3 separate regions of the Homo sapiens genome follow, and regions 1 and 3 are each linked to region 2. A link is a loop called in an ENCODE intact Hi-C map of the cell type or tissue named here. Cell type or tissue: mammary epithelial cell. All regions are shown on one strand.

The links. Peaks named below come from ENCODE experiments on the same cell type or tissue, not always from the same donor. Only the 100,000 strongest peaks of a DNase experiment are listed, where the experiment ranks them.
Region 1: a loop joins it to region 2, with 3 times the contacts of the local background. A loop is called at or near these places in 2 of 110 quality-filtered maps.
Region 3: it touches region 2 in a loop (6-fold over the local background); 20 of 110 quality-filtered maps call a loop at or near these places.

The regions. Positions count from the first base shown.
Region 1 is chr4:152,967,207-152,975,206 of GRCh38, forward strand. It overlaps FHDC1 (FH2 domain containing 1), which reads left to right. Exons shown (of 12, transcript NM_001371116.1): 10 at 774-891; 11 at 5,171-5,335; 12 at 7,469-8,000. Among named protein-coding and RNA genes, the nearest start is that of FHDC1, 35 kb to the left of the region's middle. RefSeq lists enhancers at 4,562-5,761, 5,850-6,370, 6,371-6,890. In mammary epithelial cell, no CTCF peak of the experiment used is centred here; DNase peaks (open chromatin) are centred at 1,795, 3,425 and 6,105; H3K27ac peaks cover 3,670 bases.
Region 2 is chr4:152,843,220-152,851,219 of GRCh38, forward strand. All of the region lies in intron 2 of ARFIP1 (ARF interacting protein 1), which reads left to right. Among named protein-coding and RNA genes, the nearest start is that of ARFIP1, 67 kb to the left of the region's middle. RefSeq lists enhancers at 1-1,133, 23-630, 3,986-4,486, 7,198-7,492, 7,379-8,000. In mammary epithelial cell, a CTCF peak has its summit at 3,669 (motif pointing right); DNase peaks (open chromatin) are centred at 6,342 and 7,362; H3K4me3 peaks cover 197 bases; H3K27ac peaks cover 2,455 bases.
Region 3 is chr4:153,314,746-153,322,745 of GRCh38, forward strand. It overlaps TRIM2 (tripartite motif containing 2), which reads left to right. Exons shown (of 12, transcript NM_015271.5): 7 at 740-843; 8 at 1,087-1,254; 9 at 7,903-8,000. Among named protein-coding and RNA genes, the nearest start is that of MND1, 26 kb to the right of the region's middle. In mammary epithelial cell, CTCF peaks have their summits at 1,990 (motif pointing left) and 4,164; no DNase peak of the experiment used is centred here.

The DNA.
Region 1 (8,000 bases), 120 kb after region 2:
TTTGAGCTCAGGGGTTCTAGACCAGCCTGGCCAACATGGCGAAACCCCGTCTCCACTAAAAATACAAAAATTAAGCTGGGCATGATGGCACATGCCTATAATCCCAACTACTCTGGAGGCTGAGGCATGAGAATTGCTTGAACCCAGGAGGCAGAGGTTGCAGTGAGCCAAGATCAGGCCACTGCAATCCAGCCTGAGTGACAGAGGGAGATTGTGTCTCAAAAAAAAAAAAGTTGCACATTTGTTAGCTATGTTTTAGTTCTCTGTAAAATATAGAAAGCCTGCTCTGGCCACCTGTGGAATCTGCTATTTTCATGGAATCTGCTATTTTCTCACTGTTACCCTTAGTGTTAGAATTATCAACATATATTGCCTTGCTTCTTGTGGGTTAGAGTTTCCTATTTGTGTTTAGTGGCCCATGGAAAGCATATGAATCCCGGAAGCCGCTGGCATTTAGTTTGTAATGCTTATTGCATAAAGGTGTTCAGAGCTAGTTTATGAAAACGTTTGCAGATCCCATGGTTTTGTTTATCTTACCATCAAGAGTACAGTTACAACCTGCTCTCTTTGAACCAGTATATGTCTTTAGAAACGAATCACTTCTTAAAACAGGAGGAAACACAAAAGATCTAAATACAGGGGTAGATAAATATCATCACAGTAGCTCTCCCCTTCTGTTTCCAAGGTTGAACAACAGTTAGTCTTATTTAATATACCTACATGACACATGGCTTCCTTGTTCCAACTGCCCACTCTCCCCTTTCTTCTTTTAGATTATCTCTGGAGAACACGGAGGCAGAACTGCACTTGCTGTTTGTCAGGACAAAATCACTAAAAGAAAACATCCAGCGGGATGGTGAACTTTGTCAGCAGATGGAAGATTTTCTTCAGGTTTGTAGGTGACTCAAGTCAGTCCCTCTAATCTCATCTCCCAGCAGCACCCCGGGGCTGGTTAAATTTGCATGGGTGTATTTGTGGAAGCAGCAGTTCCCATTCATATTTTTTTTCTCCAAGTTAGTCAGAGGAACTTGGTATTTCCATGCCCATTCTTTGCAGAGGATGTTAAATGTGATCTAAGCCTGATATATTTTTTTTTTTTGTCTCTTCGTTTGTTTGACTTGTTTGTTTGTTTGTCTTGAGAGGGAGTCTTGCTCTGTCACCCAGGCTGGAGTATAATGGTGCGATCTCGGCAAACTGCAACCTCCGCCTCCCTAGTTCAAGCAATTCTCCTGCCTCAGCCTCCCGAGTAGCTGGGGGCTACAGGCATGCACCACCACACCTGGCTAATTTTTGTATTTTTTCAGTAGAGACGCGGTTTTGCCATGTTGGCCAGGCTGCTCTCAAACTCCCGACCTCAGGTGATCCGCACTCACTGGGCCTCCCAAAGTGCTGGGATTACAGGTGTGAGCCACCGCGCCCAGCCCAAGCCTGATGTATTTGTTTAGGGACAGTGCTTCTGCGAGGCTCCTGTTGTTCACTGCTCAGTTTGCACGATTGCAGTTTACTGTGGTGAACTGGTATCAGCCATGGAGTTGCACTTGGGCTATACCTGGCAACTCAAGTTTTGTTTCTAAACCAGTTAAACTTTCGGATAACAGAACAAAGTTCCACAGAAATCAAGATGCCTTAGAACTTGGGCTGTCATTTCTTCACTTGTTTATGTTGAAGAAACAAGCTGCGTTTTGGCATGTTTTATAATGAGAGCAGCAGAACACATGAGAGCTGTGCCCGTCAACACCAGGAGTACGCAGGGCCCACAGGGTGTGTCGGGAGCTGCTCCAAATAACATCAACAAAAAACAGCAGAGTGGACATGTTTGTGACAGCTCACTGTGACTCACTAATCGCATAGTCTGACATACTTCTTTTATCTTCCTTATTAAAAAAAAAAAAAAAGGCACCATCTCATGCTTTTAGTCTTCAGCGAAAGGCTATGCTACCTGAAGTGTTGTTAGTGTTTTGAGACCTGTGAGGTGGAATCATGTAGCAGGGCTGCCCTTGGCACTGGGGAGGAACAGTGTGCTCCTGAGGTTGTGCCAGCTGAAGCCTTCGCTTCTTAATTCAGCTCCTTCAAAATATTATGGCCTTCGGCGGATGCTTGATTTTGTTTGGCTCTGCTGTGAGTTTATTTTTATTATTAAACATGTGCTCTGTATTTTCCTTCAAGTAAAACCAAACTAATTTTCTTGTTACAAACACCACCACCAATACCACAAAAATACTGAACAGTAAACGAATGCATTAAACAAATCCGGAAAATCAAGAATAAGGACCATTGCACATCAAGACTAAAATTCTGGATGTTTCATTCCTCCAAGTTCTCATATTAACTATTACCATCTCAGTCAATATTCACACAGAGAAGCTTAGGATGAAGAACAGCTCTGACTTAGCCTCACCTCTGGACTGCTTTTCATAGTCAGTCTTGTTTTAACCCTTTACACTTCTTTCTGGCAGTCGTTTTTTTTTTTTTTTTTTTCCCGAGACAGAGTCTCACCCTGTCACCCAGGCTGGAGTGCAGTGGCACGATCTCGGCTCACTGCAACCTCCACCTCCTGGGTTCAGGTGAGTCTCCTCCCTCAGCCTCCTGAGCAGCTGAGACTACAGGCGCATGTCACCACACCAGGCTAATTTTTTGTATTTTTAGTAGCGATGGGGTTTCACCGTGTTAGCCAGGATGGTCTCAATCTCCTGACCTCGTGATCCGCCCACCTCCCAAAGTGCTGGGATTGTAGGCATGAGCCACTGCGCCAACCCAGTCATTTTTATCTCTATAAGTAAAACGTTTCATACAGCTGCATACTTTTCTTTCTTAAATTCAACTTCCTTTTGAATAGGTGAGATAAAATTTTTCGAGGTAGGTCAGGGTCAGGGCACTCAGGTCTCTGAACACCAGTCTGAATGCTGGACTCAAACTCTATGCCATAAGAAGTGGGGAACTCTTCAAGGATTCAGAGCAGAAAAATAACAGGAACACATTTTTGCAGATCTATTTCAGCATTTTCACCCTTGGGGTAAGAAATACTGAGTAAACTTGTTTGAAACTTCAGTGTGTAGCAGGCAAGTTAGAGATGTAAGGTTGACTTGGACACTACAGCTGCTAACCTGTTGACATTCTTGCTTTGCCAGTGTAGCTTTGAACTTTTCCATTTCTGGCCCTAATCATGTAGAACTCCTGCCCGGTAACTTCAAGTGTGGTTACTGTTCAGATCCACATTCAGAATGTTTCATTTTCCCAAGTCCAAAGGGTGACTTCAGTGTGTTTAAGATTTTCCTTCCTGGTACTCTGTCAATCCCCACAGGATCTAGAGATGAAACATACGAGGTGGAGCTGAGCTCCCATGTAGATTCTTGTCAAGAGGCCTATTTTTCTGCAGTTGAGCTGTTCTTGGCTGGAATCCATCTTTCCCCCTGTGGAAGAATGACAGGCAAAGATTTATCCTTTCATTAATACCATTCCTCCATAAAGAAAAATACAGCATGAATGCACACACTGCCTTGGGCTACTGACTCAGGTGGTTACTTTCTCTGGTATTTGGTTTCCTACATAGTTTTCGTTTCTTACTACCTCTTGAGTGTGTTTGGTTTAAGAGAAGGGCTTTTAAGGGGGAAAGTGGGTTGGAGTGGGTAATAGGTGGCGTCTTCACAGAATTTCCCTGTAGGTTCTGTAGCTCTCCACACAGGTTCAAACAGCAGTTCTACCCCTCCAAAGTGGGCAACTTTAGCTTTACCATTTCCCAGCCCATCCCCACTTCACTCAAAAAATGTTTTCAAATATAACCTTTTTTAAAAACATGATACATGTGATTTCATAAAGTAACATACTTCATTCATTCCTTCTTCATATAACCATTATTTCCCAGTAAACAAGGAAGCAACATAGGCTAGGCTCAGTGGCTTACCCCTGTAATCCCAGCACTTAGGGAGGCTGAGGTGGGAGGATGGCGTGAGGCCTTCCTGGGAAACATAGGGAAACCCTGTCTCTACAAAATATTTAAATATTAACTGGGTGTAGTGGTGCATAGCTATAGTCCCTGCTACTCAGGAGGCCGAGGTGGGAGGATTGCTTGAGCCCAGGAGGTCAAGGGTGCAGTGAGCCATGATCACACCATTGTACTCCAGCCTGGGTAATGGAGTGAGACCCTGCAGGTCTCAACATAAGACTTCAGTGTGATTCCAAATGTTCATTCTCATGGGCTGTGGCTGCTGTGGAGCCCTTTTTCTCCGCACCATACTGCTTCCTCATGCAGCTCCCCATGTTGTCACTGAACTGCCATCGGGGAAGTGTGTGTGACCCTTGGACATGGCAGATTCCATGCTGAAGGCCTTGGAAATCATTGGAGGAAAACAAGCTTCCTTTCTTCCCATCTCTGTGTTGAGGCAGTACCAGAATGCACAGGGGCCTCAGAGACTTATTTGTCCTAGAAGAATTAGGAGAAAATGAAGAAGCAAAGAGGGTGGTTTTGTAAAGGACAGTAATGCCTAGCCATTGGGACCCATCAGAATCTCCTGGGGTGGTGCTTTCAGAAAATATTAGTGTTGGGTCCACCCCAAACCTGTGAAATCGAACGGGAGGAATACAGGCATGGCCTGTTGCCAAGCTTCCCAGCTGACTTGGATCAGCACCCCGGGTTTAGGCACGAGGGTTTTGGTCCTGTGGGGGTGACCCTGACCCTCACAGAGCTCATTTGGGATTAAGCTTAGACACCCTCTCAGTGGGGCAAAATTGATAATGCATCAGTAGAGCGAGTAGCTTCAGGGACCCTAAAGTAAACTCTTGACCAGTGTAAGACTCAATTTTAAGAGGAAGAAGAACAGATGCAAAATGGATCTTCCTTGGTAAAAACCAGTTGTATACCTGTGTAATTTTTTTCAGTGACATTAAAAGTGAACATTTTGTTAGTGACGTTCTGCAGGTTAAAGTTCTTAAATCTATCTTGTTGCTTAGTCTAGGTCTCACACGGGACTTCACCTTGCTTTCCCCGAGGTTTGTTCTGGGTTGAATTATTTTCCTTTTGGCTCTGATTGCATTGGCCTTGCAATAAACCTTCCTTTTCCAAGACCTGAAATGAAACCCCAGAGCACGTCTTCTCTGGGCACCGGATGCAGTGCCCAGCGCCGCCTCAGCTGACAACGTTTACCTCAGTGTGTGTTCGTTTGTTTTTCCGCAGTTTGCCATAGAAAAGCTGAGGGAACTGGAATGCTGGAAACAAGAGCTCCAGGATGAGGCCTACACCCTTATAGATTTTTTCTGTGAAGACAAAAAAACCATGAAACTGGATGAATGCTTTCAGATATTTAGAGATTTCTGTACCAAATTCAACAAAGCAGTTAAGGTACATCTGGCAGCATCTGTGTCTTGGGGTTGTTTGGATTTTTATTTTCCTTCTTCTCGACCTAGTCATCTGCTCACCACAGAAAGGCACTTTGCATCTCCACGGTTTCGGGGACATCTGGCCCAGGTGGTATTGCCAGGCTCTCGGCTGGGATTGCTGGAAAGTGGCTCTGCCATCCCAGCCCCGAGGGCTTGCATAGCATCAGGGGGAGGCATTTGACTGCCTCTGCTACTTTGGTGCACAGGCTCCCTGACACTCACATTAATGCCTTGAGAGCATTTTGTTAGTAAAGTTCCTCCATGATGGCTGTCATACCATTTAAAAGTCTCTTGAAGATCCTGAATGTCTTTCTCTCCCGCTCCCAGAAGAGAACGTCCTCTTCCAGGGAGACTTCTGTTGTGGTGGGATGATGGAACGGCCCTCCCTTTCCCTTCTTCCAAGCTCTGCTGCCGTCACTGTGGGATTGGCACCAGGGCAACCATGTGGTCCTCCCCAGAGCGGTCTTCCAGATTCCCAAATAACCACAAAGCCTGCTGCCATACTGAGCAAGACAGCTACCTTTCTTGCCCTTCAACCACCAATTCCAGTCATCTCTGGGTTTAATGTAGAAGCCAGAAAACTCTCTGGGTTGCTTGGCTTTCAAGTAAAACTTTAATTCATCAATTGAAAGCAAACCGGCCACTCACATCCCTTCATTTCGGGTGGTGTTGAGGAAGCAAAGCTCGTGAGTCATCTCTCCCCCTCCAGTTGGAATGCAGCTTAGTCCATAGCTGAATTTCTTTGAGGGATTGGTCAGATTTCTCTCAAGCCCAGAATTGCTTTGTGTTCTCGACCCCTCCTTTCTCTATCCAGTTAAGAGAAGGAGGCTCAGCCTGTGGCCACGTTTGCACTCCTCTGGCCAAGAAGTGAGCTCAGCTGTGGGAGGCAGTGGTGGGTGTCAAGGCCAAGTTGGCTCTTAATGAGGCCCTCACTCCCAGGAATTCCATAGGCCTGTGAGGCCACCTGTGTGATGCTCTCAGCCCCACTGTCCAAAGAGCCAGGCACCGGCCCCACCACCACCACAGGCAATCTTTAAAGAAGGCCCGAGAGACTTGGGGACGAGGTGGGAGGCTGAGGCCAGAGCTGCAGGCGGAGCCAAGAGTCCCCGGCTAGAGCCCCACAGAAACTTGGAAGGGAAAGGCCATCATTGGAGGAAATTGATTGTCAAGTAAAACTGCTAACAATAACACATTTGGGCTGTGAGATCCACATATTTCCATGACACAAATCTATTTAAAGTGCATGGCCAGGTGGTAGAGTGTGCTTTGGTATGTGAGCTTGCTCTGGTGCAGTTTCGATGGGAAGGGCTGGGTTCTCTGGAGCAGGGTGAAGGTTGAAAGATTTGTAAAGCACACCTCCTCCTCTTCCTCTTCTCTGATTGTGGGAACAGGCTAGGACGTGAGAGGCAGAGCCATGTGCTGCAGGCTGCAGCTGGCAGAGCCACCATGCCACGTGTGGTGTTGCTTTACCAAGGAGCAGTCAGGGAACAGAGCTGAACAGAGCATCTCTTAATATTGTGGCTATACATTAATACATCCAAATCACTGTTAAGTAGAATGTGCTACACATGAATGTGTGTAGGACAGATCCATGCTGCACAGAAGTACAATTTGAGGCTCGCTCTTTAAATACCCACAGTATTTTTCTCAGCTATTGCCTATATAGCCCTTTCCTGGAAGTCCTCTGTGTCTTATACTGCTCAGAAACAGAGTTGGCTTTCCTTGGAGTTGAGGTCGCATGCTTATGTGGAATGGCAGCCTCCACTGAGCAGTGCCTTGGCTGGAAAGCTGGAAGTTGGGCCCAAGGATCGGATAAAAACTGTAGACAGATTGTTGGGCCAGGTCTACAGCACTCACCCCTTCTGCTCAGATCCCTAGTAGCTTTGAAGAGCCTCACCCTCCCTCTACACACACACACATGCGTACACACACACACATGCATGTGCACACACACAGCCTCTTTCTCAGTGTAAGACATGACCCTGAGCTCCCCTCCATGCCTGTATCTTTCTTTGGCTCTTAGCGTAGGTGGCTCTGGAACTGCACATTGGTCCCACATGTCTCATGCATCTTCGGGCTTCTCTCCATCCCTCAGGACAACCACGACCGGGAGGCGCAGGAGCTGAGGCAGCTGCAGAGGCTGAAGGAGCAGGAGCAGAAGCAGCGCTCCTGGGCAACTGGGGAGCTGGGGGCATTTGGCCGGAGCAGCAGTGAGAATGATGTGGAGCTGCTGACCAAGAAGGGTGCAGAGGGCCTGCTCCCTTTCCTGCACCCCAGGCCCATCAGCCCCTCCAGCCCCTCCTACCGGCCCCCGAACACCCGCCGCTCCCGCCTCTCCCTGGGTCCCTCTGCTGACCGGGAGCTGCTGACCTTCTTGGAGAGCTCCACCGGCAGCCCTGAGGAGCCCAATAAGTTCCACAGCCTGCCCCGGAGCAGCCCCCGGCAGGCCCGGCCCACGATAGCCTGCCTGGAGCCTGCAGAAGTGAGGCACCAGGACTCCAGCTTTGCACACAAACCTCAGGCCTCGGGGGGCCAGGAGGAGGCCCCCAACCCACCCTCAGCACAGGCGCACCAGCTTGCAGCCGCCCAGCCTGAGAACCATGCCTCTGCCTTCCCCAGAGCTCGGC
Region 2 (8,000 bases):
GGCTCCAGGATGGTACTGGGGGTTATCTGCACAGAGTCCTGTGATGTGAACCATCTGTGGGTCTCTCAGCCATGGATTCCAGCACCTATTCCATTGGAGGTGGCAGAGGGTGCAATGGACTCCATGAGGGTCCTTAGCTTTGGTGGTTTAATGCTCTGTTTTTGTGCTGATTGGCCTCCTGCCAGGAGATGGTGCTTTCCAGAAAGCATCAGCTGTAGTAATGTGGAGAGGGACTGGTGGTGGGCACTGCCCTAGAACTCCCAGGAGTATACGCATTTGTCTTCAGCTACCAGGGTGGGTAGGGAGGGACCATCAGGTAGGGGCAGGGCTAGTTGTGTTTGAGCTCAAACTATCCCTGGGCGAGTCTTGCTGCAGCTGCTCTGGGGGATGGGGGTGAGATTCCCAGGTCACAGGAGTTGTGTACCTAGGAGGATTATGGCTGCCTCTGCTGAGTCACACAGGTTGTCAGGGAAGTGGGGGAAAGCCGGCAGTCACAGGCCTCACGCAGCTCGCACGCAAACTGAAGGGCTGTTCTCACTTCCACTGTGCCCCCACCAACAGCCCTGAGTCTGTTTCAAGGCAGAGAGCGTGATAGGCTTGAAAACCTGACCCAGGCTACCCACCTTCCAGCTGCGAAAGAAAAGGGCTTGGTTCTTGCATGGCCTGTGGAGTCTGCACACGGGATTTGTGCCCTCCCCTGACTTGTGGCCAGGAGGCTTCTACCACCGTTCAAATTGTTACAAAGTTCAGCTGGAGATTTCCTTCTCACTGTGGAGTTTTACCCCCTGCTCCTCTGGTCACCCTCCTGATGGATCCCTGTGGTACCAGGCAGGAATGGCCTGCTAGGGGACCCAGCGAGCTCCCAGGGCCTTTCTGCTGCTTCGTGTACCACTGTATTTCTCTTGGCTCTCTAAACTTGACTCAGCTTTAGGTAAAATCAGAAACTTCTCCCACGAACAGACCTTCAGCCTCTCCAGTGGGAGTGTGTTTGGGAGAGGAGGCTCTCCCTTTCCCACTTCCGTAGTTGGGGCACTCACAGTACTTGAGGTGTCTCCTGGGTCCTCCGGGAGCAGTCCGCTTCCTTCAGAGGGTCTGTGGGTCCTCTCGGGATTGCTGATTTGTTCTTGCAGTCAATCTGGAGCTAAAATTTACAATGAAAAGTTTTATTAGAATGAAGTGAATTAAACTGCAACATATCAGTATGAGTTATTTGCTTATTCAAAGCCAATAATTTCCTCCTTTGTGAATTGATTGATTGATTTAAATTAAATTCTCTTTTTAAAGATTCCCTTGCAATTATTTTACTTCCTATTGGAAGGCAGAAAAGGAAAACATAGGTTGTCTTGGTGGTCTCTCCTTATTGAATATGAACCTTATCAGTGGGCAAGCCTCCATAGAAGCAATAACCTATTTCACCTCCTTAAAGAAATTCAACATAATACAAATTAATTATTTCTGTTTGTACCTGCTGTTATTAAAAATAAACACATCAGATGACACAAACTAATAGGAAAACCTTCCATGTTCATGGTTTGAAAGAATCAATACCATTAAAATAGCCATACTGCCTAAAGCAGTCTACAGATTCAGTGCTTTTCTATTAAACTGCCAGTATCATTTTTTCACAGAACTAGAAAAAACTATCCTAAAATTCATATAGAACCAAAAAAAGAGTCCAAATAGCCAAAGGAATCCTAAGCAAAAAGAACAAGGCTGGAGGCATCACATTTTGCAACTTCAAACTATAAGGCTATAGTAACCAAAACATCATGGTACTGGTACAAAAACAGGCACATTGACCAATGAAACAGAATAGAGAACCCAGAAATAAAGCATCACACCTGTAGCCATCTGATTATTGACAAAGTCAACAAAAATAAGCAATGAGGAAAGGACTTTCTATTCAATAAATGGTGATGGAATAAATGGATAATCATGTGCAGAAGAATGAAACTGGACTGCTATCTTTCACCGTATATAAAAAATTACTTCAGATGGATTAAAGATTTAAAGATAAGACCTCAAAGTATAAAAATCCTACAAGAAAACCTAGGAAACACCATCTGGCCATTGACCTTGGGAAATAATTTATGAATAAATCCTCAAAAGAAATGGCAACAAAAACAAAATTGACAAGTAGGACCTAATTAAAGAGTTTCTGCATAGCAAAAGAAACTACCAACACAGTAAACAGACAGCCTACAGAATGGGAGAAAATATTTGCAGACTATGCATCTGACAAAGGTATAATATCCAGAATTTATAAGGAACTTAAACAATTGAACAAGCAAAAAACAACCCCATTAAACAAATGGGCAAAAGACATGAATAGACGCTTTTCAAAAGAAGACATACAAGTAGCCAACAAACATATGAAAAAATGCTCATCACTAATCATCAGAGAAATGCAAATCAAAACCACAATGAGATGCCATCTCACACCAGTCAGAATGGCTTTTATTAAAAAGACAAAAAATAACATACTGGCAAGGCTGCAGAGAAAAAGGGAACACTTATACACTGTTGATGGGAATGTAAATTAGTTCAACCACTGTGGAAAGCAGTTTGGAGATTTCCCAAGGAACTTAAAACTACCATCAGACCCAGCAATCCCATGACTGGGTATATATCCAAGAGAAAATAAATCATTCTACCAAAAAGACACATGCACTTGTATGTTCATCAGAGTGCTATTGACAGTCACAGAGTCATACAATCAATCTAGGTACCCATCAATGGTGGATTGGGTAAAGAAAATGTGGTAGATATACATCATTAAATACTGTGCAGCCATAAAAAAGAACAACATTATGTCTTTTGCAGGAACATGGATGCAACTGGAGGCCATCCACCTGTTTTTGTTGCTGCTGAATTAACACAGGAACAGAAAACCAAATACCATATATTCTCACTTATAAGTGCTAGCTAAACACTGGATACTCATGGACATAAAGATGGCAAGAATAGAAACTGGGAACGACTAGAGTAGGGAGGGAGAGAAGGGGGCAAAGGGTGAAAAACTATTGAATACTATGCTCAGTACCTGGGTGACAGTATCAATGGTACCCCAAACCTCAGCATAATGCAATGTATCTGAGTAACAAACCTGCACATGTAACCCCTGAATCTGAAATAAAAGTTGAAATTAAACGCACACACACGCACACACACACACAAAGAGCATATGAGTCATTTACATATTTAATAGTTTTGAATTAAAATAAAACTCAGCCATGTGCTCTCTTAACCCGTGAGTGAAAACAGTATTTCAGAAGCATCATTTGACTATTTTGAATAAATTCCCTCAAGATCTTTTAAGCATCTGTTTACCTCAATTTTGGCTTACTTTTCCCCATTTATTTTTCTGAGGAATAAATAGGAAAATTGCATTTAACTCCAAATTCATTTTTCTATTTTAATAGAGATAAAATTTTATAGAGAAAATAAGTATATTAATATATTTTATAGACTAGTGAAGAGATCTCATATGTAAAACTGAATCATAACCAAAGTTTTCTGAGGTACTTTACTTATATACATGTTTCTTTTATACTTGTTTAAAATCTTATAATGGCTTTTGTTGAATGCATAATGCACTTTTAAAAGTTTAGTCTGTTACATAAAATAAAAGTGGTAGGTTATTACGTTGTCGTAACCTGGCTGGCCAGCTGGTGTCACTGTGGCACAGGCAATGAAATTACAATTTTTTTTTTTTGTTCTTGTTTGTGTTTCTCATTGCAGATATTTGATTTTTCATTTTACTTCCTTTCTTAGTCTGTCCTAAGAGAGGCCCTGGTTAGCTTTACACTCAATATTCACATCTATGTAGAGATGATTTTGTCCTAGCAATCCCTTTGCCAGCAGTTTAGTCATTGCCTCGTATGTTAATGTTTTTAGGTTTGTTCTTTTTTTTTTTTTTTTTTTTTTTTGAGACAGAGTCTCACTCTGTCGCCCCCAGGCCGGAGTGCAATGGTGTGATCTCGGCTCACTGCAACCTCCGCCTCCCAGGTTCAAGCTGTTCTCCTGCCTCAGCCTCCCAAGTAGCTGGGACCACAGTCATGTGCCACCACGCCCGGCTAATTTTTGTATTTTCAGTGGTGACAGGGTTTCGCCATGTTGGCCAGGCTGGTCTTGAACTCTTGACCTCAGGTGATCCTCCTGCCCTGGTCCCCCAAAGTGCTGGGATTACAGGCATGAGCCACTGCACCCGGTGTCTTCTTTTTATTAAGATGGGGCAGCAACAGCCAGATGTGGAGAGGATAATCATCTTAGTATTATCTCAGTTTTTTACAGCAAAAATATTTCTGCTTCTAAATAAATGCATTTTATTTAGAAAATAAAAATAAAATTATTATTTTAAGAATTATTCTTTAAAATTATTCTTTTAAAAATTATTCTTTTAAAAAAGAGTATTACAATTTAATCTAAATAATTCAAATTACTCTGATTTGTAAACTGTGTGTAGTATTTGTAATGGATGCTGTTATAGTGCTGGTCAAAATTAATTAGAAATTTGCAACTCATACCATGAGTTTAAGAGCAGAAGCAAATCATACTAACTCCACATGGTTGAAACTTCTTGTGAATTAATTTATAGTTGGTAGATTTAAAGACATTGCCTCCTTAGACCTAGCTAAAATGGAATTTTTCCCGTGGAAGGCCCAAAACAAAAATCCACTAATGTAGGGTGTTTTTACCTATGAACACTTTCTCTAGCAAAATGTCCATACACAAACCTACCAAATTTTGCATTCAGATTTAGTGAGCTTAGGACCCCCTGAACCCTGCATAAGGGTTCTCAGGTTCCCTGAGTCTTAAGAACCCCCCACCTGTAAGTTTTAAGTGATATCACAGAGTATTCGTTCAGTAGAACTACCTTAGAGATCTCGGAGTCTCACTATGTTATTTTATAGTGGAGAAAAAAGGCCCTTGAAGTTGTTATGGAATTACCCAGTATTAATTAAATAGCTGTACCAAAAGCTTATGTGATTTGACTATAACTGCAGTGAGTGCAAGAGCGCTCTCTTTCATTACCTTATTTCCAGGGTTTGGTAACAGTTTTTGGCACTTACTACCAAAGAGGGCCTTTCAATAAATGGTGAATAAATGAATGTTTATTCACGTAAGAACGAGGACGAGGACTAGAAACCAGATTTTTAGACTTCTCTGAAAAACCAGGGAAGAGATATTGTAATCTTATATTTGATACATCTTGTGTCCTTAATTTCCCTGCATGTGGTATTTGGGTTTGTGAGTGTGAGTCTTTGTTGTTATAGTTTTATTTTTAATGATTTTGTTGAGCTAAGTCGTTTCTTCATTCCCTTGTACTTAGCAGTCTGCAATATCATACACTACGATCTGCAGAAGATTTGGGAAAGAAATACAAGAAATTGTTGGAACACTGTTCCTCCAACTCCTACCCCCACCAGTCACATGTTGTAACTTATTTATCTCCTTTTCCCAAGAGATTGGAATCACTGTTAGGTCAGAGATAGTGTGTATACACAGCACAAGTTTTGGTTCATAGTAGTTGCTCAATAAAAGAATGAATTCTAGTAAATAGACTTAAAAGTTGACATCTTTTCTCCTTCAGCCATCCTACCCTAGGGTTTTCATAGCATGTGATTACAGTTTGTCTCCATTCTATATAGGAATGCAATATAATGTTTCCACGTTACTCACACATAAAAAATGTAGTAGCTCGGTCAATGGCAATAATGATTTGATGGGGGCTTTTTCAGAGAGCCAGTTTTGACCAAATATGTATGTTGATCCCTTTTAGAGGTATGGCAAATGGTTTTCAAGGATTGTTTAACCCATACAAATCTAGATTCATTTTAATACTGTTTGCTTTTCAGCTATAGGCTATACTTTTAATACTATTACTACAAATTAAAATTTTAAGTATATTTTTAATATACACATACATTAAATTAATTCTGGATTGAGAGTCCTGTTGAAAATACAATTCATAATGAAAGGTTGAAGGCTTATCTGTCTTAATTATAATCTGAGAGTGTGCCCTTATTTATAAACAAAAGCTATTAGTAATATGTTTTTTTTTATTTCTTGGAGGAATTTTGTTGAAAATACAATTCATAATGAAAGGTTGAAGGCTTATCTGTCTTAAATTATAATCTGAGAGTGTGTCGTTATTTATAAACAAAAGCTATTAGGAATATGTCGTTTTTAAATTTTTTGAAGGAATTATTTTGAATGTAGATACATATAAATATTTCCACAGTGATAGTATGTGAATGAATTCAGTATTTCTTTGATGCAAGTTGGTACATGATTCAAGCTTTTGAACTACTTAGAATCTAGACTAAGTGGGTGAGGCCAAGAGGGTAGGCAGTGAACCACCAAAAGGTACTTGTAAGTTCTTGTTAAATATTGTTGAATGAATGGGAGAGAGGGAGAAAAGAAGATTGAAATTGTGTGTCTGTGGCAGGCAGGTGTGTGTGTGTATGGTGGTAAATGGAAAAAAATCAATAAAAATGTTAGATTTACTCTCTTGATTAGATGGAATAAGATACAGGAGGATATTGTGATCATAAAGTGAGTTATTAAACTTATTTAAAGTGAGAATCTAGAAGTGTTGCTTCCGAAGTGATGACAAGGTCTAAGAGTGGCAATTTGAGTTTAGGTTGCCTGAGTGGAATATGGGGTATGAAAGATGAAAGGCATTAGAAATGAAGATGTTAATGAAATCTGAGACTAAGGTGTAGATTGGGTTATACTAAGTCTAAAATGTCTTTTATCTGCCCTGACACTTTTTTGGCATGTTGTCCAACTACAGATTCCCAAACCTGATCCAGATTACCAATTTTACGCATTTCTGCAAGTATACGGAGGGAAAATAAAATCACATACCTTTACATATCATTATTACTATCCCCTGTCATTCTGCATCAGCATAGGTAGGCAGGCTCATGGAACAGATTTTAAGTGTTTTACAATTTATATTTTAAAATATAGCAACTTACTACCTACCATAACATTAGTGGACTGTATTTTTAATGATCGGTGAAAACTTTCAGCCTAGACAGCGAATATATCAGCTTGGAAGGAATTGCTAACTGAACATCTATAATCATTTCCTGAAAATGTGCCCACCAACATGCAAAAGGTTAGAAACACCCAGTTTAATGGTGAGAGTTAGGGATAAAGCAGAAGCCCTAGATGTGCCAAAGTCTTCAATAAATATTTGAAATTGACTGGAAAGAAGGTAGATGACAATGTTGAGGTGGGGACGAGGGCAGTGAGGAAGGTGACACACAGGAAACGGGGGGGTTGGGTAGGGGCAGAGTTGCACAAGAATGGAAAGCAGTTCTCTACAACAGTTCCTCAAAATAGACTAAGGATCGCCTGCATCAGAATCACCTGATTTCCTTGTTTTGAAATTCGGATTTCTGGGCTTCACATTCCAACTCAGTGAGAATCACCACACAGCTAAGAGCAATCTGCATTTTTAACAGGATCCTCAGGTGATTCCTACTGAAATTAAGGTTTGAGAACTGGTTGTTTAGAAGTACCAATAGAGAGTTTAGAAAATGCTGACCCTGCCTTCTAACAATAGAATATTGATAAGTAGAATGTTGGAAGATAATCAGTTTTATAAAACTCAAGATAATTGTGGAGAAGCAGAGAGGCCACTTAAGGGGGGTTAATAGTGTTACAGAACTGGGGATGTGGAGGCTGTTGTAATAATAGCTTTGCTTCTGGCAGATACTTTTTATAGACAGCTAACTGTTAAACTAACAAAGGAGATTTTAAATTAACAGAATTCATCAAACATTTAACATAAGTGTTTTAGTTTGTTTCTTTAAAAAATTTATTATGTAGATGCTTTGGAAGGTTTTGTCCCTTTTGAAGCATGAGATGTTACTGAGAAAATTTCTTGCCAAATGAAGTAATAGACACTCTGCTAGATGTCAAGAATACAAGTGGTGAACAAGATAGATAAGCTTCCTGATCTTAGCATATGGTCTTCGGAATGG
Region 3 (8,000 bases), 470 kb after region 2:
GAAAATAATCTATAAGTAAATCCATAATATGAAAATCGCCTACTATTTTTATAACTATCTGTGGCCTTCGGTTTGTCAAATGTACTGAAAGCCAAGCGTCCACATTTCTTCCAAGAGCTGCTGAGTGAGAGGGTAGAATTTTGGCAAAACTGTAAAATAAGGCCCTTTCCTGTTGCATATCCTTAGGGCAAGGCCCCTTTGCCAGGTTTCCCTCTCCCACTAAAACCAAGAATGGCAGGACCCAAACTGAGTCTGAACCATCCCAAATGCCCCACACACCCCAAATGCAAACCAGGTCCACAAAGATAGAAGACAGAGGCAGAGTGACCAGGGCTGAGAATGTTTATTGCCATGCCCAAGGCAGCACAGACCTGACAGATAGCAGTGCCATAGGGTAAAGTGGGAAAGCCATGTCAGATAAAGGCAGGCCGTATTAGTTTTTATTATGATGTCTTTGTGGGATCTAAGAATATTTTAAACATGTTAATATGCAGCTACAAATTAATAAGAGAAGATTGACATTTACTTAAAAAAGTGATTTTGCAGAGACTGTTGTCAGGAAGAGAGGTTTAATAGCATATGGATTAGGTTATTGGGGAGGGAGGGTGCCCTTTTTTTAAAGTATATTTAAAAACAATGCATTCTCAGGTACCTGTGGAAATCTGAATTATTCTCTTGCTGAAACAGAGAAATCTAACCCTTTAGTGCTTAATTTTTATGATTTTATCATTTATTTTAGGTACCAAAGGAAGAAATAAAGGAGAGTTTACAAATCTTCAGGGGGTAGCTGCATCTACAAATGGAAAGATATTAATTGCAGACAGTAACAACCAATGTGTGCAGGTATAGCCCCTAATTATATACCTTTAACTACTTATATTGATAAAAATATATATAGTTACATATATTCCTACTTTAGACTTCAGATACATGGTGTAAGGAAAAAAGCTTATGTTTATGTAGACTTTTCTTCAAATAGAGTTTGCGTGTTCTGATCTCTGTATGTATGGCAGATGTTTCTGCCTATGCCTTCCTCAGCAATGCCTGTACTAGTTCACATTCCAATGAATGTAATTTATCTTACAGATATTTTCCAATGATGGCCAGTTCAAAAGTCGTTTTGGCATACGGGGACGCTCTCCGGGGCAGCTGCAGCGGCCCACAGGAGTGGCTGTACATCCCAGTGGGGACATAATCATTGCCGATTATGATAATAAATGGGTCAGCATTTTCTCCTCCGATGGGAAATTTAAGGTAAGATTAACTACTAATTGTTCACTAAACAATGGAGAGAAGGAACAGGAAATACAAAATGAAATTGCATATTTCTTTTTTGAGATGCAGTGCAACATTCAACAATTCTTCATACACAAAGATATCTGACATCTAAGTTTGTGAAGTGAGAGTAACAGTGATAATTTCATAAATCTATTCATATATATCCTAAATGTGGCTTTGTTTTTTAAAGCAATTAGGTTGCTCAGTCACTTTTTTTCTTTAAAACCATAGATTTACAGGGAAACTGGTCCTGTTACCTCAATTCAATGAAAAACAACAAGGTTTTCAAAAGAGTTATTAAGAGGCAGTTTATATTTCTCAAATTAGTCTACATGTTGTCACTTAGGAAGTACTTTTTACTTTCTCAGGCCTGTGACAGATGATATGGGAGAAACAGAATTGTAAAAAATAGTTTCCACCTTTTAAAAATGTACAGGCCCATTTTGGAAAAAAGACTCAAACACAAGAAATGACAGAAAACAATTTATGTCAGTCTCTAATGAGTCGTACATTGATACAATCTGAAAACATACGTACATAATATGGGACTTGGAAAAAAAAAGAAAAGGCTGAATTTCCAGAGAAAATGGAAGTGGAGCTACACTTTGAGGGATCCCATTGTTTGATATATTTGCTATCATTCCCAGCGTCAGCTTTTTGCAAATAAAAATTTAACTCAATGTCTTCACCTAATTGCCAAAGAGTAGAGAGCCCTCTGGTGATAACAGAAATCTCTCTTATGAAGTGTCATCAAAGAATTGTATCAGCCCGCCCATTTTCTACATTTGCTCATAAAAAAATTGTGAGACACGTCGTCAAAGATCTTTGTAAGGGCCATTTGCATTATGCCTTTTTTTTTTTTTTTTTTTTTTTTTGAGACGGAGTCTTGCTCTGTCACCCAGTCTGGAGTGCAGTGGCGCGATCTCAGCTCACTGCAAGCTCTGCCTCCCAGGTTCACGCCATTCTCCTGCCTCAGCCTCCTGAGTAGCTGGGACTACAGGTGCCCGCCACCACGCCCGGCTAACTTTTTGCATTTTTAGTAGAGACGGGGTTTCACCGTGTTAGCTAGGATGGTCTGGATCTCCTGACCTCATGATCCGCCCGCCTCGGCCTCCCAAAGTGCTGGGATTACAGGCGTGAGCCACCACGCCTGGCCGCATTATGCCTTATATATTTCCCTGTCCAGCCTACTAGAGGCTTCTATTTCTGTTGATAACATGAGTTTTAACTCAGATCAACACATTGCCATCCCAGCTTATTACTGTTTGGCCATCTGCAAATCGTAACTTCCTTGAGCTTCAATAGCCTTGTTTTTAAAATTTTGATTTAAAAAAGATCTATCTTGGCCAGGCGCAGTGGCTCAGCCTGTAATCCCAGCACTTTGGGAGGCCGAGGCGGGCGGATCACAAGGTCAGGAGATCGAGACCATCCTGGCTAACACGGTGAAACCCCGTCTCTACTAAAAATACAAAAAAATTAGCCGGCCGTGGTGGCGTGCACCTGTAGTCCCAGCTGCTGGGGAGGCTGAGACAGCAGAATGGTGTGAACCCCGGGAGGCGGAGCTTGCAGTGAGCCAAGATCGTGCCACTGCACTCCAGCCTGGGCGACAAAGCAAGACTCTGTCTCAAAAAGAAAAAAAAAAAAAAAGATCTATCTTGCCTGGGCATGGTGGCTCATGCCTGCAATCCCAGCACTTTGGGAAGCTGAAGCAGGAGGATTGCTTGAGCCCAGGAGTTCAAGACCAGCCTGGGAAACATGGCAAGACCCTGCCTCTACAAAAAATAAAATTAGCCAGGTGTGGTTGCACAGGCCTGTAGTCCCAGCCACTTGGGAGGCTGAGGTGGGAGGATTGCTTGAGCCCAGAAGTTAGAGGCTGCAGTCACCCGTGACTACACCTGTGCACTGCAGCCTAGGTGACAGAGTAAGACCCTGTCTCAAAAGAAAAAAAAGACCTATCTCATAGGATTTAAGCAAAGACTAAATGAGATTTTATGTGCCACATACAAAATAAGGATCTAAGAAATGAATGTTCTTTTCCATGCCGCTAGTAACCCTGTCCAAAAAATGAAGTCTTGTTTGGTCAGCTGTGATCTGGGCTTCATGTCCTCATGCAGGCACCTGGTGGTCATCACTTTGTCTAGGAGTTTGGAGATGCTGCTTTTCATAATCCAATCTGGAATTCTAAAGATTACTCAAAGTGTACTTATTGGTTTCTTTCTGGAAGAATTTCTGTTTTCCTTTTTAAAGTCTTCAGACTGCTGTAGTCCCCTCATTGTTTTAATGAAATGAGTTACGTAATTGTGAAACTCTCAGATTTGAGCCTCTGTTTTGTGTGAGGCAGCATCTTGTCAATTTTGGAGACTGAAAAACTGTCATTTTTTATTCCATAATATTGCATGCAATTCTTCAATCACCCTTGAATTTTTGGTTTCACTAGAAATTTAATGGCTCTGTATGATGACCACATATATATAAAAATCTCCTGCCTTTCTGTAGCTCTAACTTCTTCCCCCTTTTTTGCATTTTAATAATTGTATATGTGGTAAGACATACCCAAATATGACAAGTTTAATGTGAATATTTATATCTTGAATATCTTGAAAATGTTTATATAGTTTGGAGGCAACCCATTTGTTTATGTTTTATACTCTAGCAAAACCGTGATCTGTCTTTGTAAATTCAGAAGCTAATACTAAAATAGGTTCACTTACGGAGACAGGAGTTTTATGTCTAAGGAAGAAGGGCTCTCTAAGCATTTTTTGTTCAGTGGTTCAATAGTCTATCTGTAATAGACACTCTTAGAAGAACTGGGTTCTTAGAGTTGGAATATTAAAGGTAATAATGAGAATAAACTCTAAAGAACACTCATGCCCCCTAGAGGATTGGGGGAGTGGAGGTGGTGTAGTTTCAGCAATACCCTCTTCTATGATAGGTGTTGATCAAAACCCAAAGGGTAAAAGGATAGCATGTAAAAACACTTTAGGACCCTCACAGGAGTTCATCCAAGTGGAATATCCACAGGTATAGACAGAGATACTTATTTTCTTCTTTTTCTTCTTTGGTGGGACTCAGTAAAATTAAACAAGTGCTGAGAAAGACACACGTTTAACACCAGTGTAGACTCTTTGTATTTATTCCTAGTAGTTCCAGAGATGTAACATCTTATCTCCTTTTCTTTTATTCACCAATTTATTAGCCCTAATTTTTATTTCTCTCTGCCTCCTCTGAATTTATTCTATCTTCCCCACTGCCTCCTATCTTCCAGCCCATCTAGAAACCTTTTCTATCCAAACAAATGGAAACACCTCTGGCCACCTTACTCTAAAATATCTCATCTCTTTCCTGTTCAATTTAAGGAACTATTTGTTGAGTTAAATACCCTGATTAAACCATTCCAAAGGCAGGGTTAAAATATTTTTGCTGGGCCGGGCACAGTGGCTCACATCTGTAATCCCAGCACCTTGGGAGGCCGCAGCGGGCAAATCACCTGAGGTCAGGAGTTCAAGACCAGCCTGGCCAACATGGTGAAATCCCATCTCTACTAAAAACACAAAAAATTATCTGGGCATGGTGATGGGCGCCTGTAATCCCAGCTACTCGGGAGGCTGAGGCAGGAGGATCACTTGAACCCGGGAGGCAGAGGTTGCAATGAGCTGAGATTGCGCCATTGCACTCCAGCCTGGGCAACAAGAGCAAAACTCTGTCTCAAAAAAAAAATATATATATATATTTTTTGTTGTTTACTATTCTGTTTAAGATGGGGTTGACACAATCAGGGAAATGCAGGGATTCTTACCTTTCACTTGGTTGAATCCAGTGCAGCTAAACTAGGAGTGATGAAGGGAAGTGTAAAGAAATTTTGGTTCAATGTTTAAGTTATTCTTTCAGATCTGCCCTAGTTGTCACTACATGATAGAATGGAAGTAACCCTTTATTTTCTCTTTTTATTCTAGATAATTATCCATTTGATATTATTTGGTTGAGTCATCTAAGCAACTACAAGTGTTCATAATGTTAGGTAGTAATGACATTCTTGTTTTAATCATCGAAGTGCCTTCTCTCCCTTTTGATCTCTGCTGACTTACCCTCCATTTAGACATGAAACAACAAATGCCATTTCTTTACCCACCATTGTGTTATAGCCTCTTTGATCTTTGGGCTAGATTGGAGAATCAGAATCAAATTTACACAGCAGTTCCTCTTGCCAAGAAAACCACTGTTTCTTTCCTAAGTAATTGTGTTCCTTTGCTCTAAAGAGATGAAATCTGAATCTTCATCATTTATAAACTTAGAAGAATAAAAGGAGCATATAAAGTCTAAAGTCCCCATCATGCAAAGTCCCATCCTGCTACTAGAAAATTTAAAAATACATATGTGGTTCACATTATATTTCTATCAGACAGCACTAATATAGAGAGATAAAATAAGAAGGCTAAAGCATAACCTATGAGAATATAACTTTTTGGGTTTTCTAAGATATAGACGCTGATTTCTCACTTTTCCTTCCAGAAGTCTATGTACATACATGCACACATATAACACATGTGGACTCAGACTACACTCATTGTTCCTTACCTTAATTTGTTTAATAGCATGTCTGAGAGTTTTTGTTGTTGTTGTTGTTTTCGAGACAGAGTCTCGCTCTGTCACCCAGGCTGGAGTGAGGTGGCGCGACCTTGGCTAACTGCAACCTTCATCTCCCAGGTTCAAGTGATTCTCCTGCCTCAGCCTCCTGAGTAGCTGGAATTATAGGCACCCACCACCACACCCAGCTAATTTTTGTATTTTTAGTAGAGATGGGGTTTCACCACCTTGGCCAACTGGTCTCGAACTCCTGACCTCAAGTTATCCACCCACCTCGGCCTCCCAAAGTGCTGGGATTACAGGTGTGAGCCACCGCGCCCGGCGAAGAGTTCTTTCATAAAAACACATAGATCTGCTTCCCTCCAACACGTCAAGCCTGGGTGCCAGGGAGAACTGTGGTTCTTATAGTTTCCCTGACTTAACATACATTCCTTCCTGCTGTTTCCTCACCTGGGGTGGTCCTTCGCCTTCCTTGTCTGCTGTGGCGTCATCAAGTTTTCACTTCACATGCATTCTGAGATGGCCTAATTGAATTCTCCCAAGTATATTAAAATGAAGACTCAATACCACACTCTTTAAAGAGATACAGTAGACATGTTTGTCCCTGCAATGTGACTGAGACATACTTGAGGGCAAGAGCTACGTCTTATTTGTGTTTGTTTGCCATGTGCCTAGAATACCGTCAGGCACATAGTGGGTGCTTGGGCAGTGTTTGTAGAATTAGGAAATAAATAAGTGAATGAGTGAAGCACTTCTTTATACGTAGTCTAGAAAATTAAGCTATAGAAAGAAAAGTAAAGGTACAAGACCTGTATCTCATGGCAAATAGACATTTAAATACACACCACAGTCTACTCAAGAACAGGAATAAAATTTAAAATACGGTATATGATTGATAGAAATCAAATGCTTTTCCCCTATTTTAAAATATGATAAAAAGTGGAGCCATTTAATCATTATGATTGCCCTATAATAATGCTAGACTTTTAAAATTAATGTATCCAATAGATATTCATTGAATATTTATTATGCACCAAGAAGTGTGTTGCCCCTGAGTACACAATGGTGAATAAAACAGATGTGACTCCCGCCCAAGGAGAACTTAATTCTCGTAAAGTTTAATGCTAGATGCCAGGCAATTTTGATATTATGATCTATAACAATGACAGTGATGGCTTCCCTACAGTGACTGCTTGCTGTGTGCTACACTCTACAGTAAACCCTTTACCTACCTTATTTTACTTAATACATCTTCCAAAAATGCCATTAGGAGTTGTCGAGTTGTCATTTTTTGGACATTTTTTAATGTATAAGGAATCTGAAGTTTAAGGAAATGAAATCCATCTGTGCTATTCCAGGTGTGTTTAAAGCAAGCAATGGAAGTAGGTCATTCTTCTGAGTCATAATCCAGTGATCTTTCACCAGATCACACCGCCTCTTCAGCAGGGAACTGTGACCCCAGTTTAGGGGATCCTAGACTATTTTTGGTGGTGATCTCTTTTAAGAATAAGGATTTTAAGGGCTGGGCACGAGGGCTCATGCCTGTAATCCCAGCACTTTGGGAGGTCGAGGTGGGTGGATCACAAGGTCAGGAGTTCAAGACGAGCCTGGCCAACAAAGTGAAACCCTGTCTCTACTAAAAATACAAAAAAAATTAGCCAGGCATGGTGGTGCACGCCTGTAGTCCCAGCTATTCAGGAGGCTGAGGCAGGAGAATTGCATGAACCCAGGAGGTGGAGGTTGCAGTGAGCCGAGATTGCACCACTGCACTCCAGCTGGGACAACAGAATGAGACTTCGTCTCAAAAATAAATAAATAAATAAATAAAAGAATAAGGATTTATATAGATATCAGCAGCAGATAATGGATGTGACAAAGCCAGTTTTCCAAGACAGAAGTTCATTGTGATATATGAGTAGCTGTGTACCCGTTTGAACCTTCAGGTAAATGTTGACCAAAACAGTGTTTATCTTCATGTTCTGTAGTGGTTTAAACTTTGACTCTATACTGTACTTCTATTTCTGTACTTGTTTCAAACAGACAAAAATTGGATCAGGAAAGCTGATGGGACCCAAAGGAGTTTCTGTGGACCGCAATGGGCACATTATTGTTGTGGACAACAAGGCGTGCTGCGTGTT